2 separate regions of the Mus musculus genome follow, and region 2 is linked to region 1. Evidence: chromatin loops called from intact Hi-C (ENCODE). Cell type or tissue: left cerebral cortex. All regions are shown on one strand.

The links. Hi-C counts contacts between places; a loop is a spot of excess contacts. Peaks named below come from ENCODE experiments on the same cell type or tissue, not always from the same donor. Only the 100,000 strongest peaks of a DNase experiment are listed, where the experiment ranks them.
Region 2: it touches region 1 in a loop (7-fold over the local background); 40 of 42 quality-filtered maps call a loop at or near these places.

What each region holds. Positions count from the first base shown.
Region 1 is chr7:113,591,214-113,599,213 of GRCm38, reverse strand. It overlaps the pseudogene Gm33828. Among named protein-coding and RNA genes, the nearest start is that of Far1os, 30 kb to the right of the region's middle. In left cerebral cortex, a CTCF peak has its summit at 4,602 (motif pointing right); a DNase peak (open chromatin) is centred at 4,617.
Region 2 is chr7:113,380,376-113,388,375 of GRCm38, reverse strand. Pth (parathyroid hormone) reads left to right here. Exons shown (of 3, transcript NM_020623.2): 2 at 2,091-2,181; 3 at 2,298-2,800. The coding sequence starts at 2,096. The coding sequence ends at 2,559. Among named protein-coding and RNA genes, the nearest start is that of Pth, 4.2 kb to the left of the region's middle. In left cerebral cortex, no CTCF peak of the experiment used is centred here; no DNase peak of the experiment used is centred here.

The DNA of each region.
Region 1 (8,000 bases):
CTTTAGAGAATCCTAAAGAACGAAGAGCAGCAAAGGCTGAAGAGATCAGTGGGATTTATAACAAAGGACATTCCAGAAACTAAGGGCTGTCAATCTCAATGTTTGAGATTACAAGAATATAGGTGAAAAGAATGGCCTGTGAGCCCCTGAAAAAGAATGGAGCCACGAGAAGATCGGATGTGCTCCCCAATGGCAGTCACGTTTAACTAATTTTCACTCACTTTGTGGACGAGTTTTATGTTGGGCTCTTGGCAGGAGATAGATGGTGTATTCGACTAGGTTACTTCCCAAAGAGACTTTCACAAAGGAGCTGAGCACAAAGAGGAGTGAGGAGTAAGGAAACCACAGAGGGTCAGTGGGACAGAAGCTGAGTTAGTAACAGTGAGGCAGCATCCATGCCTGAGCCTGAGGGAAGTGCGGGGGGTGGGAGGGATGTCGCCCTGAACCAGCCAACCTGGAGAGTATATGCAGAGCATACCACTTTCTCTGTGTGGGTAAAACTCAAATGACCTTGTACTGGGAGAGCTCAGAGGATAAGCATGTCAACCAGCTAGTCTGCCTTCTTCCAATTGTCCCCTTAACCAAAGGCAACTGGAAATTCAACTACAGGGTGAAGGAACCATTGCTGTGGTAGGAACTGTCAATCTCCAGGGACACATAGCAGGTGGGGATGGTAGATCTAGGTGACAAATTGAAGACAGCCACCTGAGGATGCTAAGAGAAATAAAAGACTCAAGATGTTTTTGGCCATGAGTGCAGTATTTTTTAAAATTATGTTTTTATTTTATGTGTACAGATATTTTACATATGTATATTTAAGTGCACAATATGTATACCAAATTCCTATGAAGGCCAGAAGAAGGCATCTGATCCCTCGGGATTGGAGTTACCAACAGTTGTGATCCATCTTGGCGTTGCTGAGAACTGGATCCAGACCCTCTGTAAGAGCCACAAGTGCTCTTAACTGTTGAATCTTCTCTCCAGCTCCCATGAGTAAGGTACTGACGAGAGCTTGTGGGGATCCCTTGAGGGACAGGCATGGTGGCACAGCCCTTTAATCACAACACTCTGGAGCCAGAGGAAGGAAGGAAGGAAGGAAGGAAGGAAGGAAGGAAGGAAGGAAGGAAGGAAGGAAGGAAGGAAGAAAGAAAGGAAGGAAGGAAGGAAGGAAGAAAGGAAGGAAGGACTCTAAGGTCATGGCCAGACTGGCATGGATAGTGAGATTCTTTGGGCAAACAGACTAGAGAGGGTAATAATTTTATGAGAAAAAGTCAAAGAAACAAACAGTATATGGGTTCATAGCTGGTTAAACAAACCACATGTCATTAATGAGATCCATATAATTGCTGACTTGTAGAAAACGAAGACTTGGATTCTCATCATTGATTTTGTTGTTATATAATTGTAGGGAGACCGCTGAGGTCTTTGTGCTCACAGACATGTACTGGGGGAAATGGAATGTTAAGCACAGGAGATTGTTCCTTCAAGGGAAGGAATAAAAAACCAGTTTTCCACCCAGAAGGCTGGAGCAGCAGTGCTTTCTAGCCTGGTGGCCTTTGGAAAATGTGTGTGGTTGAAGACTTTCTTGGACCAGACCCTTCTTGTAAACTTGTTTTTCTCAGTCACTCTATAGAACCCATCTTTATGGAAGGTGTCACATATACTTCACAAAGAGTTTCAAATGTAGTCATGTCTAATCAGTATGTAGTTTACTTTGTTCCTTAGAGAGACTTAGCCATGCTTAGCTGTGCACACAGGATTGAGTTAATCATCACAAGAATAGTTTTCACCAAATTGTGCAGTGCTTAAATATATCTAAAATAAACAACTCAGACAGACTGAAGTTTGAACCAACACTGGCTACTGAGTCAACTGCTTTCTTGCTTGCTACACACACACACACACACACACACACACACACACACACACACACAGATACACAAAGAGAGTAAGAGAGAGACAAAGAGAGAGACAGAGACAGAAAGAGACACAGAGAGACAGAGACAGAGATCCGGCCCTTGCCTGTATTCTCGCCGCCTTCTGCAGTTATCATGCAGTGCATGATGGTAGAATAGTTTTTCTCTCTTGGCTCCTTCTCTCTTCCAGCAATAACACCATCATGATTTCCAAGAATCCACCATAGATCCTTGGGTGCTCAATAGCATTATGTGCATTCTGCTTAACTCCCTAGGTCAAATAAAGACCCAGGATCAACCTCAGTGGACCCAGACATTGATGCTATTTTTTATCTTTGGACTACAGTGCTGGGAAGGTATCTGGGCTGACCTGTCCCTGACGCATGCTGGTGACCTCCAGGCTTCATCCTTATATGAGCCACTCCATTCAATGTTTACTTCCCCCGTCTGAGTGGGATTTCCTCTGCTTCTAGTAGGGATGTTCAATTAACATGTCTATATTGTGGGTCTACCGACACCAATGATTTTCATACGCTGTAGTACAAATAACTAGCACACTAACAATAGCAGCCACTGTTGTTGGGTCTCCGGTAAATGTTTGTTGGGGTAAAATATTACCATTAGATGTGCAATTTCCCTCAATAGCTTATAGGCTTGCTCTCCAAACAGTGGATCCAATCTTTGACAAGCGAATACACATAATAAACAGATTAACCCACTGCTGAATTCACAATTTGGTAATGGATCAGGAGACAGTGGGAGGTAGGACATAGTAGAGGATGGAATAAGCCTTTGAGGAGTGTTTCATCCTGGTTCCTTCCATTTCTCTCTCTGCTTCTTGGCTTCTCTGATGTGAGCAGCTTTCTCTTCCACATGTTCCTACCACCATGATGCTCTGCCCTTCTTTGGGCTAAAAGCAACGGATCCAGCTGGCATTTGACACAAACCCTATGCAACAGTGAGTCCCAACAAATCTGCCCTTCTTTCAATCGCTGCCGTATCTCTCATAGCAATGAAAACTAACAATTATTATTTCAAGATGCAATGAATGCCTTCTTCAGTGGGGCCCTGTGGAGGTGATACAGTCCTGCATTCATCTCCAGAAATATCAGTTCTTGTCCCAGATCCTGGTAAAATGACAGCTGCTGTGGATGTACCAAAGGGAAAGGAAGGTCACTGCCTTCTCCTCACAGAAAACGCCATTTGGGGTCTACATAGAGAGCAATAGGAGGCTTGTGAAAATAGGCAAGGCTTTCACAGATATAAGATCAGAGAATTCAGCTCTGGGAAGCAGGTACAGAGTCCTGGTTCTTGCTATCATGGAGTTCTATTGGGACCTTCTCAGAAACCATCTTCCCTGGGACTCTCACACCACACCATCCTCTTTGGTTGCTGAAGCAACCTCTGGCCAGCTGCTCATACAACTCCATAATCCCTGTTCATGAATTTTGGGTTGGATTCTTCAAGGTTGCCAATATTCCAAGAATACGTCCCTTATTCTGCCCTTAGCACAACCAAGCTTGTTCCTTCTGGGTTCCTTTCTCCTGACATCATGATTGCCTGCAGTTAATCTTGACCACATCCTCTCAGATGTGGAGAAGTCAGGTATCCATGTCTGCACTGTGAAAACTTCTGGTGCTCTCTAACTTGAGATGAAGGCCACTAACCTTCCTCAAGAAACCACAGGGTGTTCAGATCTATCTCAAAGAAATTCTTCTCAGATTCTCTCCTCAAGCCCCACCTCCTCATACAAATGGCTGAATGGGGGCTGAGGCTCCCAGTCTGACTGCAGACTTCTAGTCAGTGAGGCCAGCCTAGATGCAAGGCCACCCTCTTTCCTTTGGAGTTGCACCATCTGACACAGCAGCCACATGCCACATATGGCCAATGAAAACTTTGAAGAGTTGCTGTCCTAACTGCAATAGCCCTGTGAGTATAACCATTACCATCATTTATAAACTTAGTAAAAATAAACGAATGTAAAACATCTCATTATTATCTTCATCATGAATAGGCATGGGACTCTGTGTAACATGTTGGGTTAATAATAATACAGTTCATTACAATTGATCCCATTTCTTTCCTTTTAAAAATAAATATGGCTACTAGAAAAAGTTAGACCACATACACAGCTTGTATTAGAGCTCTACTAGACAGCACTGCTTTTAAATATATGAACACGTGGCTTCTTTAGGACTTACCTGAACTAAAACTCCAAGGTATGACAAGTCCAGTTCAAGGGCCTTCTACATGGTATCTGGAGATCTCACAGTCCCCTGTCTGGCACATTCTAAACACAGGATAGTATGAGGGAGAAGGAGGAAATGGAAGAAGAGGGCTGTTTTGTAGTAGTAGTAGTAGTAGTAGTAGTAGTAGTAGTAGTAGTAGTAGCGGTAATAGTAGGCAATGCCATTGAGATTACTCATCTCTGTTAAGCCCTGTGTAAATAAAAGCCATTGCTATTCTGCTGACCTCAGGTTGCAACATGGTTTGAGTGAAGTAAAATCTCTTTAAACTGTAAATAGCTTCATAAATAGTGGTTGTCCTGGTATTAATATTCATAAAGATAACTATCATATTTTGGCATGCAATGTTGTAAATGGTTAACAACTGCTCTGGTGGCCTGGCCCTGGGCCCAGCAGCCATTCCTTACATTTAATTACATCAAAACCTAATACCGGGTCTGACACTAGATGGCAGTAAAAGCTGAACTTGGTTCTGCGTTGGTCCCAGCAGCACAGCCGGCCTTGCACTGGAAAATATGCAATCTCCCTGAGGAACCTCCCTTGCCCCAGGAGGACTCCTTGAGTTAAAAGCCTCCTGCAACTCAAGTTTGATGCCAGGCACTGTGAAGAACACAGAAAGCTTCTACAACACAGAACAGCTCTTCAGGAGCACTAGTGTGTTAAGAACAATTACAGGAGGACACAATTTAGAGCTGAACTCTTGCCTGGGGCCCCAACAGACCAGACCAAATCAAAATAGAGTCATTAGAGCTTAATACCACATAAACAGAAAAGGTGAGTGTGTAAATCAGGGCTGGAGAGATGGCTTAGTTGTTAAAGGCTAGGCTCACAACCCAAAAGGTAAGTAAATTAGCCCCAAAACATACTAGCTTTCCAGAAACAGATTCCAGTCTACATAAGCCAAAAAAAGGAAGTTCACTCAGTTCACTCTGCTTCCATCTCCTAACTTTACCTTAGGCCCTCAGCTTCCTTCACCTCTTCGGTTACTTTGTCTCATTGTGCAAAGCTTAACTGTTCTAACATTGTCAGACATTGTCTAACAAAAGTGAGAGCTTCTGCTCTTTTTTTTTGTTTGTTTGTTTTTTTTTTTTGTTTTTTTTGTTTTTTTTTTTTTTGTGCACCTCCACTGGCCTGCTGGGTCCTAGGACACTGTACAAGACAGGAGAGGTCCGTTTTGTTTGTTTGTTTGTTTGTTTTTGTTTTTGTTTTTGTGGAGGTGGTCCTTGTCTCCAGGAGCTTACAATCTAGCTCAGGAGACACAACTAATGCACACTTAAATCAGTACAATTAACAACTACCACAATACTGACCACAACTGCTGCGTGCCACCAGGAAGAAGCAAGATCAGTGAAGGGCCCCGGGTCAGAGACGGCGTTTTGGTAAAGGTGGGATTCAATTACGGGTTGGATATGTCCGAATCCAGTGACAGACTTTGGGAAGGGCTTTGGAAGGCAGGGGAAAGAGAGTATGAGGGAGCAAGGCAGGAATATGTGTGCCATAGGCAAGGGACAGCAAGAGGGCCTCACTAGCTTTCTTAACCCTCTTCCTCCACCACCCACGCCCTCCACTCCCACCATGCTGCATGCAGTTGGCACTTTCTCTTTTGCACTGAGATTCAGGGCTTCAGCTGGTGATGTCAGAATGTCCATTCTGTTGGTTGGTGGGGTGTTGGATCTCCACGGTAGGATCTTGCCCGGCTGAGATGGGAGTGTTCAGACTTGGTCCGATCAGAATGTGGTGCCTATGCTCATATCTCGAGGGTTGCTCCCCTCTCCCCCCTTCCTCTCCCACCGGCCGGTAGTAGAACAGGGACAAAGGGGCTGGGAAGGGAACTGATATCTTCATCATTGTCTGGTGCTGCTTTTCTGGGGGGCCTACCGGCCTCTCACTGACCTTGGCAAGTGCTCTTCTGATGAAGGAGCACAGGGGACCCCCCCCCCCATTCCTGCACTGCACTGGCTCCCATGCTGGGTGAGAAGTACAGGAACACCTGATGACATAGCTGCCCAGGCCTGGGAGCTGGGGCCTCAGTTGGGGGCTCGCTGCCTGCTGTCCCCCAGCACCTGCTGCCCAGTCCAGGACACCGTGTGCGCCAGCTTCTGCAAGGAGTACCTGAACCCATGCAGCAGCACTCGGAAGATGTACCAGCCAATGATGAGCAGTTCTGCCGGGGCTGCTGTTACTGCTGCCACGGTTCCGAAAGTCTGTGGGTGGTCAAGAGCAAAGGTTCGCCGAGGTCTACTGGTCTTGAGTCCACTGCTGGGCACAATGGCTTCTGTTCAATTTTATAGCCCTGATTCACTAACCCTGAAGAAAAGTCATTGATATTTATGATGAAATTTGTTGTAATTTTGTCTTTTGAGAAATGTAAGACAGGAGATCGCTCTTCCTCAAAAAGAAACAAACAAACAAAGAACACATCTAGGAGAGGAACTCTCTGCTATGTCAGAGAGAGGAGTGACAAGTGTGGGCATCATGAGAGGCCTGCAGGGGAAAGGGGATAGCTTCCTGTGACATCTGGCACATGACACCTGAGCTGGGTTTTCATGAAGGAAGTCTTCTCTTGGTGGAGAAGGGAAGGGACATTCCAGGAAGAGCTAGTGCAAAGGACCCTGGGGACAGCAGTGAAAAGGTACTGTCATTGAGAAGGAATAGTAAGGAGTGGGTACAGAAAGACAGGCTTGCACAGTGAAGACACGTTCTGCCTGGAACAGCAGCATGTCGGCTGAGAAACTAACGTACAGACAGGGAAGAGTAGACAGACGTGGGAAGGGGTGAGAGCCAGTCTTGGTCATCAGCCTGACTAAATCTGAAGTAAATTAAAATGCAAGCCAGCACCCCCTGGCCTGAGAGACTTGTCTTCATCAGATACGTGTGGACGGCAGCTTCTGCTAGCAGCCGGATAGAAGGAAACTTCCCTTTTTGCTTGTTGCCTTCACTCCTTCTGGCAAGCTCATCTATCTTGTTGCTACCACATTCCTTTGCTGATATTAGAAACAGCTTTGGGCTTCCAACATGGACTGAGACCAGTAGCTCCAGGAATCTTCTAGGACATCAGCACCAGATTAGGAATGCTGAGACAACCAGCTTTACAGAACTAATACAAGATTCCCAGCCTCTCCAGTGTGTTGAACTGCCAGGCCCATATTATGTAATATAACCTAATAAATCCCTTTTTAATATATCTTCACTCCATCAATTCTCTCCCTTTAGAGAATCCTGACCAACACAGAAGGCAAGCTAAGACAAGCTGGGAAGGAAGCCACGAGACTGTAGCGCTTGAGTGCTCTTACAGGTGATTCAGGGCTACTGGATTCCTTCTCATCTGCAGAGGAACCCAAGACATTCTCTGAGGGCTTCTGGAAGGAGGTTTGTGGATGTAACCCAGTGCCTAGCTTTACTTCCAGGGCTCTAGCAGACAGGTTCCTAGATTCCCCATATCCTTGATCCTGGCCCTAGAACAACTCCACTCTCCCTTTTAAGCCTCCAAACTAATGTGGATGCAGATAAGTATTGGCTCAGTTGGATTAGCTACCAAATTCACACCATTACTTCAGAGAAAGCAAATGTTTGCTGTATTACTCATCTCTTAACAATAACAATCAGTAAAGTTGGAACCACTGGATTGTCTGAATATCTGATCTGAGCCTATGCCAGGGTCTTCATTCCAGGGGGACCCAGGAACCTGCTAGGCTAGTCTTGTCAATTATTATAAGAGCTGGCATTTATTAACTTTGAGTCAGGCGGTGCCCTGGGTTCCTTACACACATGATCACATTTCATCCTCATGACAACTTCTATTGAGAGAAAACAGGTTTACAGAAGTGAGTTGCCTGAG
Region 2 (8,000 bases), 210 kb after region 1:
ATCTCCTACCAATATCATGCCATTTTTAAAAAATTGAAAATGTTAAAGGAAGGTGAATTTTGCTAAACAGAAAAATGTAGAGGTAAAATACATTTATGGTAAAAAAAAAGTCATGAAGCATCTATTTCTATGGTTAATGCTTCTTTGAATATCTTATTTTTAATACCACCTGAAAGTACAGGGACCCAATGAACATTGGCACGATTGGTTTTATTGATCTCATCATCAGAAATTTGGGATAAAAATCAGGCTGGCCATGGGACAATAAATCTAATGTAAAAAGTCAACAATTATTTATCATGTGGAGTATATATATATTTTCTTGTAGGGTATCCTTATCTAGGTTTTATTTTTTTTATGGCTTTCAGGAGTTTAGCTTGCATACTAAGGCTGCAATTTTTCCTTTCAGTGTTGAATATTCATACCTTTTACATAAAAAACCCAGTGTTTTCTAATCTTTAAAATGATACATGCATCTTAAAGATGCTTCATGATCATTTAAGCTCTTCTCATCCTAAGTAAGAAGTCCATCTTCTGCAAAAGAGCAAGGAAATAAGGCAGAGATGTCACCAGGTCACGGGAGCTGAGCTAGGATTAGACAGCAATGCTACTGTCAGCCAGCTACAGTGCCTGTGACTGACACAGCCCGGAAGACTTTCCTTTGTTGCTCCACCCATAGCTCTGCAGTGCACACTGAAGAGAAATGGTGCAGGCTGTAAGGTCTCTTATTAACTAAGGATGCAATCTCCTTTTAAAACAGAAACATAATTCCTATTGTGTTGTCACTTAGGAAGGAGAAAGTGTTTTTTTTAATGCTACTATAATAATAAAGTCTGCAACCACAGAGCTATGGATTAAGCCAAAATATGCACATTGATTTATGAGCAAGAAGAACTAGAAGTTATATTAAATTATAACTGTGAAGTTGAAGCTGTAAGATGTAGATACTCGTTTTATTAAGGGTCAAAGCTCCAAGAAAATATTATAAGAAATTAATTTGATTTTGTTGTTGTTGTTGTTTTGGTTTTTTGAGACAGGGTTTCTCTGTGTAGCCTTGGCTATCCTGGAACAGGCTTGTCTTGAACTCATAAAGATCTCCCTGTCTCCACTTCCCAGTACCTGGGATGAAAGGTGTGCACCACCACTCCTGGCTCTGATTTTTAAATGCTATAACACATATACATACGTGTAATAAATATGTGTGTATGTGTGTGTATGTAAAGACTAGAGGTCAATGTTGGATTGTTGGATGCCTTCCTCTATCATTCTCCACCTTTTTTTTTTTTTTTGAAACCTTCCCAATGCTAGGATTACAGGTCATTGCTGCTGTGCCCAACATTTTTTAGGGGTGCTAGGGATTTGAACTGAGGTCTGTGTTTATACAGCAAGCATTCACTAACTGAGTCATCCTTCTAGCCTAAGACTTTTTTGTCGTTGTTGGAGAAGGTGTTACATTATTAGTTCAGTAAAGGCATCAAAATTAAACCTTATAGTTAGACATGATGATGAATGCCTGGACTTCCAATGTGCCAGAAACCAAGGCAGGAGGATCATAACCTCAAGGCCAGCCTGGTCTACACAGCAAAGTCTTATCTCAAAAATAAAGGTAAAATCCTACAAATTTGGCATTTATGGCTATTATGCTAGCATCTGAAAACAAGCTTAGCCATGGAAACAGTGTTTGCTCACTGAATGGTTATTGTTTACCTAATTAAGAGGTTAGTGAATTTCAAGGCTATTATAAGCATGTAGATATAGACAACATAGATATGAGAGAAAATCATCAAAACTGTTCTTCAGTCAGTATGTTTTACAGAGCAAATGTTAAAATTTGTACAAGAAATCTCAGAAAGCTACCTAAGAAAGTCATGCATGCCACTTCTCTAAGTTATGTGTACGCATTACAGTACTAATGCATCTGTTATATAAAGATTCCAAAGACTCATGAAAGATAGATCAGTCAATTACTGTGACCACCGCTAATCATTGCTTGCTTTGGTGGCTATGGATAACAACTACTGAGGCTGTATTTACATACTTTAGAACACTGACAGTATCTTAAAATATCTCAAGGTTGTTTCTTCTTTTAGTAAAGATGATGTCTGCAAACACCGTGGCTAAAGTGATGATCATCATGCTGGCAGTCTGTCTTCTTACCCAAACGGATGGGAAACCCGTGAGGTAAGTGCTGCAGCCCATTGTGCACAGGGAAGTGTGGACTCGAGGCTTTGTAGTGGGTTTTAACGTTGTGGGCATGGGGAGCTAATGGAACGGTCCGCTCTTTCTCTTCTTTCTAGGAAGAGAGCTGTCAGTGAAATACAGCTTATGCACAACCTGGGCAAACACCTGGCCTCCATGGAGAGGATGCAATGGCTGAGAAGGAAGCTGCAAGATATGCACAATTTTGTTAGTCTTGGAGTCCAAATGGCTGCCAGAGATGGCAGTCACCAGAAGCCCACCAAGAAGGAGGAAAATGTCCTTGTTGATGGCAATCCAAAAAGTCTTGGTGAGGGAGACAAAGCTGATGTGGATGTATTAGTTAAATCAAAATCTCAGTAAATGCTGATTTATTCTAGACAGTGCAGGGCACTGACATATGCTGCTACCTTTTCAAGCTTATGAAGATCACCAAGTGCTAATACTTCTACTGTAATGAAACTTTGGAATTTTTTTGATTACATTTTTGCTCATTTAAGGTCTCTTTCAATGATTCCATTTCAATATGCTCTTCTTTTTAAAGTACTACTCATTTCCACTTCTCTCCTTAAATATAAATAAAGCTTTAATGCTCATGAATCAAGTAAGCAGTGTTTCTTGTTAAAACTTTGTCTCAGTTGGAGGGTTGGCTCAGAAGTTAAAATTGCAAACTGTTGGGCTGGAGAGATGGTTCAGCGGTTAAGAGCACTGACCGCTCTTCCAGAGGTCCTGAGTTTAATTCCCAGCAACCACATGGTGGCTCACAATCATCTGTAATGGGATCTGATGCCCTCTTCTGGTGTGTCTGAAGACAGCAACAGTGTACTCATATAAATAAATACATCTCATTTTTAAAGAAGAAGAAGGAGGAGGAGGAGAAGGGGGAGGAATAGGGGGAGGAGGAGGAGGAGGAGGAGGGGGAGGAATAGGGGGAGGAAGAAGGGGAGGGGGAGGAGGAGGAGAAGATGATGATGATGATTGCACACTTTTGCCTCAAATGACTTGAGTTTGGTCCCCAGGACCCACATCAGGTGGCCACAACTACCTTTAAACCAATTCCAGGATGATTCAATGCCCTTGGCCCTGCCAGTACTTGCACTCATGTGGACATACCCACACACTTATAAGGAATTTAAGATAACAAAATAATCTAAAATAAATCCCATGCCTTTTGTCATGATGCACACCAAAATGGTTTTATTGACATGAATTTGTAAAACAACACAAGAAAAAATTTCTTTAATCCATTTACCTCAGTCAATATTTTGAACACTTGTCTGTTTTTAATTCCAGAGTACTAGGTCCCCAAATTCATATTACCTGGTTATTACTCCCCACTTCTCTTCGGGAAGCCCAATGAAATACTCAGGAAATGGGGCAGAAAGTGGTCTGAGACCTGACTGCAAAGCCTTTGCCATTACATAAATTCACATATATATTATATCTATCTATACTCTGAACTCTACACTGCCAGGAATAGAAATATAGTATTTATCCATTATTCACAAATCCTTATTTAGTGTTCATCACAGATAATGTACTCATTTATCTTGTTTTGCACAGACACGGTTCTTGTCTTCATGTAGCACCCACATTTTGGCATTAGTTCATAATAACTTTGAGGAGTTCTAAGTATGAAAACCACATATACTACAGGGGTGCAAAATACAAACCCTATGGTATTTACAACAGAGATACACAACAAAATATTATGCAGTGATGGAAATATTCCATACTCTGATGCCCGTAATACTAGTCACAGTCATGTTCATCTAAAGCATGGGTAGCATAGCTGTGAAAACTAATTTAAACTTTGTTTAAATTAAGTAGCAGCTTGTGGTCAGTATTGTACTTCCAAGCTGTGGGTCCTTCGAATACCTACAGGTTTTCACTTCCAGCCACTTAGTCATAAATTAGATGTTATACATGCCTGTGATAAAAGCTAACCAATTTGCTGGGTTTTTTTTCTATTTAAAACAGAAAGACTTACTATTTAAGAGTTTGTATTAAAGCACATGCATGCTTTCTTTTAAAAGTAAAGATAAAAAGGCTGGACATAGCGGCACACACTTTTGATCCCAGCTCTCAGGAGACAGAGGCAGGTAAATCTCTGCAACCTGGAGGCTAGCCTGGCCTATACATCAAGTTCCAGGCACAGTCAGTACAGGATAAGAGCATCTCATAAGAATATCATGGACCCACACTACTTATTGTTCGGGTTATGCAAGTGAACTTTGTCAGTTCCTCTTTGGTCACATAACCTACATTCTATTTCTTCCCTCATATCGACATATTTGTTAGATTGGCTAGTCTGTCATATTTTCAGACATTTTTCTTTTGAAAGACATAGAATCAGTCTTTTCAGCCTAAGCCCAATATTCCCATTTTAATTTTTCTGCTAGTCAGCATCTAAATTAGTTTGGATAATGAAATTGTTATTAGAATGAATACTAGGCCTGGAAAAATGGCTCAGTGGTTAAGAGCACTCATTGCCCTCCCAAAGGTCATGAGTTCAAAACCCAGCAACTACTGTGATATTAGAATGATTTAAGGTATTTTCACCTATATTAACTAGGAAGTTAATTAGTCCTTTTGTTTTTTTGTTTGTTTGTCTGTTTGTTTGTTTGTTTGAGACAGGTCTCTCTATGTAGCTCTGGCTGTCCTGAAACTCTCTATGTAGACCAGGCTGGTCTCAAACTCATAAAGATACTCCTAGCCTTGTCCTCCCAAGAGCTGTGATTAAAGGTGTGGGATACCTTGTTTGGCAACTAGACATTTATTTATGTACATCACCTGAACATGACTACTGGGTATGTGAACAGGTTTGTAGGGTGGTCATGAGTTCCACTTCTACCACACCATCCTAATTTGACTCCATTCCAGCTAGCCAGGAGTATGAAGTTATTGTGGATGTGCCAGATCTGGAAAAGCTGATATTCCCCTTTAAAAACATAACTGCAATAGTTTTGGAAGTATACTAAATGTATACATTAGTTTTAGGATAAATTAGGTCTTTATCTTTATTGTTTCATCCAGTCCATAAGCACTATCTCCTCTTTTCATGATTTTTAAATAGGCTATGATTTCCCTCTGGATTTTTTTTGTTTGTTTGTTTGGTTGGTTGGGTTTTTTTTGTTTTTTTTTTTTTTTTGTTTTTCTTTTTTTGTTTTTTTTTTCTTTTCCATTTTTATTAGGTATTTAGCTCATTTACATTTCCAATGCTATACCAAAAGTCCCCCATAGCCACCCACCCCCACTCCCTACCCACCCACTCCCCATTTTTGGCCCTGGCGTTCCCCTGTACTGGGGCATATAAAGTTTGCATGTCCAATGGGCCTCTCTTTCCAGTGATGGCCGACTAGGCCATCTTTTGATACATATGCAGCTAGAGTCAAGAGCTCCAGGGTACTGGTTAGTTCATATTGTTGTTCCACCTATAGGGTTGCAGATCCCTTTAGCTCCTTGGGTACTTTCTCTAGCTCCTCCATTGGGAGCCCTGTGATCCATCCATTAGCTGACTGTGAGCATCCACTTCTGTGTTTGCTAGGCCCCAGCATAGTCTCACAAGAGACAGCTACATCTGGGTCCTTTCGATAAAATCTTGCTAGTGTATGCAATGGTGTCAACGTTTGGATGCTGATTATGGGGTTGATCCCTGGATATGGCAGTCTCTACATGGTCCATCCTTTCATCTCAGCTCCAAACTTTGTCTCTGTAACTCCTTCCAAGGGTGTTTTGTTCCCAATTATAAGGAGGGGCATAGTGTCCACACTTCAGTCTTCATTTTTCTTGAGTTTCATGCGTTTAGCAAATTGTATCTTATATCTTGGGTATCCTAGGTTTTGGGATAATATCCACTTATCAGTGAGTACATATTGTGTGAGTTCCTTTGTGAATGTGTTACCTCACTCAGGATGATGCCCTCCAGGTCCATCCATTTGGCTAGGAATTTCATAAATTCATTCTTTTTAATAGCTGAGTAGTACTCCATTGTGTAGATGTACCACATTTTCTGTATCCATTCCTCTGTTGAGGGGCATCTGGGTTCTTTCCAGCTTCTGGCTATTATAAATAAGGCTGCTATGAACATAGTGGAGCATGTGTCCTTCTTACCAGTTGGGCATCTTCTGGATATATGCCCAGGAGAGGTATTGCTGGATCCTCCGGTAGTACTATGTCCAATTTTCTGAGGAACCGCCAGACTGATTTCCAGAGTGGTTGTACAAGCCTGCAATCCCACCAACAATGGAGGAGTGTTCCTCTTTCTCCACATCCACGCCAGCATCTGCTGTCACCTGAATTTTTGATCTTAGCCATTCTGACTGGTGTGAGGTGGAATCTCAGGGTTGTTTTGATTTGCATTTCCCTGATGATTAAGGATGTTGAACATTTTTTCAGGTGCTTCTCTGCCATTCGGTATTCCTCAGGTGAGAATTCTTTGTTCAGTTCTGAGCCCCATTTTTTAATGGGGTTATTTGATTTTCTGAAGTCCACCTTCTTGAGTTCTTTATATATGTTGGATATCAGTCCCCTATCTGATTTAGGATAGGTAAAGATCCTTTCCCAATCTGTTGGTGGTCTTTTTGTCTTATTGACGGTGTCTTTTGCCTTGCAGAAACTTTGGAGTTTCATTAGGTCCCATTTGTCAATTCTCGATCTTACAGCACTTCCCTCTGGATTTTACACAGCTCGTGTTAATTACTAAATACAATCCAGATCTGTGTCTATCCTGAAGGGAAACTATGGTTTTATTATTTTTCTAGTTGATAATATTTTTGTGCAGGATAATATTCAGTTTTCTCCTAGACTAATAACCTTGTTGGGCTCATTTATTAGGTAAGATTGTTTATCTTGTGATAAAGCTTTTTATACTGTTGATCATGCAAAATAATGGCACATTTACCTCTTTTCTCCTTCTTATTACACATCTTTGTTTCTTATAGTTTTATCCAGTACCTGTAATATTTTAATTTTTAAATTATGAGGGATGCTACTGTTCTTTCTTAATATATGCTTGACCTTAAAAGCAGTGTGTCAATAATTTCTCCAGAAAATAAGACTCTTAATATACTGTCATATTCTCTTTCATAACTGGTCAGCAAAAGGCTCTTTGGAAATATAAAGCACTTGACTTTTAAAAATGCTTTCCTTATAAACACATATAGTCTTCACTTCCAGGATGTTAATTCCATGTACTTTGTCTGACTACAATTAAATGTCCATCACACAAATTAATTTTTTAATAACTTTATTTTATTTATTTTGTTTCTTTTAAGACAGGTTTTCTCTGTGTAGCTCTAGCTGTACTTGGAACTCACTCTATAGCTCAGGCTGGCCTTGAACTCTGCCTGACTCTGCTAGGATTATAGGTGGCATACCACCACCACAGAGCTTATATCTGCCTTATTACAGAATCCTTGAAAATAATATACATTTTATATTTCATTTTTTAAAAATTTAAGCCAGCAAAGAATGAAATCATGACTTTTGCAGGAAAGTAGATAGAACTGGAGATCGTGTTAAGCAAAATAAACTAGACTGCATCTCATATGCAGGATGTAGAAATATGTATTTGTAGGACATTAGAGGAGAAATGGATAATGAGAGGGCAAGAAGAGATCTATAGGAAAGGGGAATAAGAGAAAATAATGGCTAGGCAGGTGGTGACAGTGCACACCTTTATTCCCAGCACTGGAGGCAGAGGCAGAGAGGCAGAGAGGCAGAGAGGCAGAGAGGCAGGAGGCAGAGGCAGAAGCAGGTGGATCTCTGTGAGGCCAGCCTGTTCTACAGAGCAAGTTTCAAGA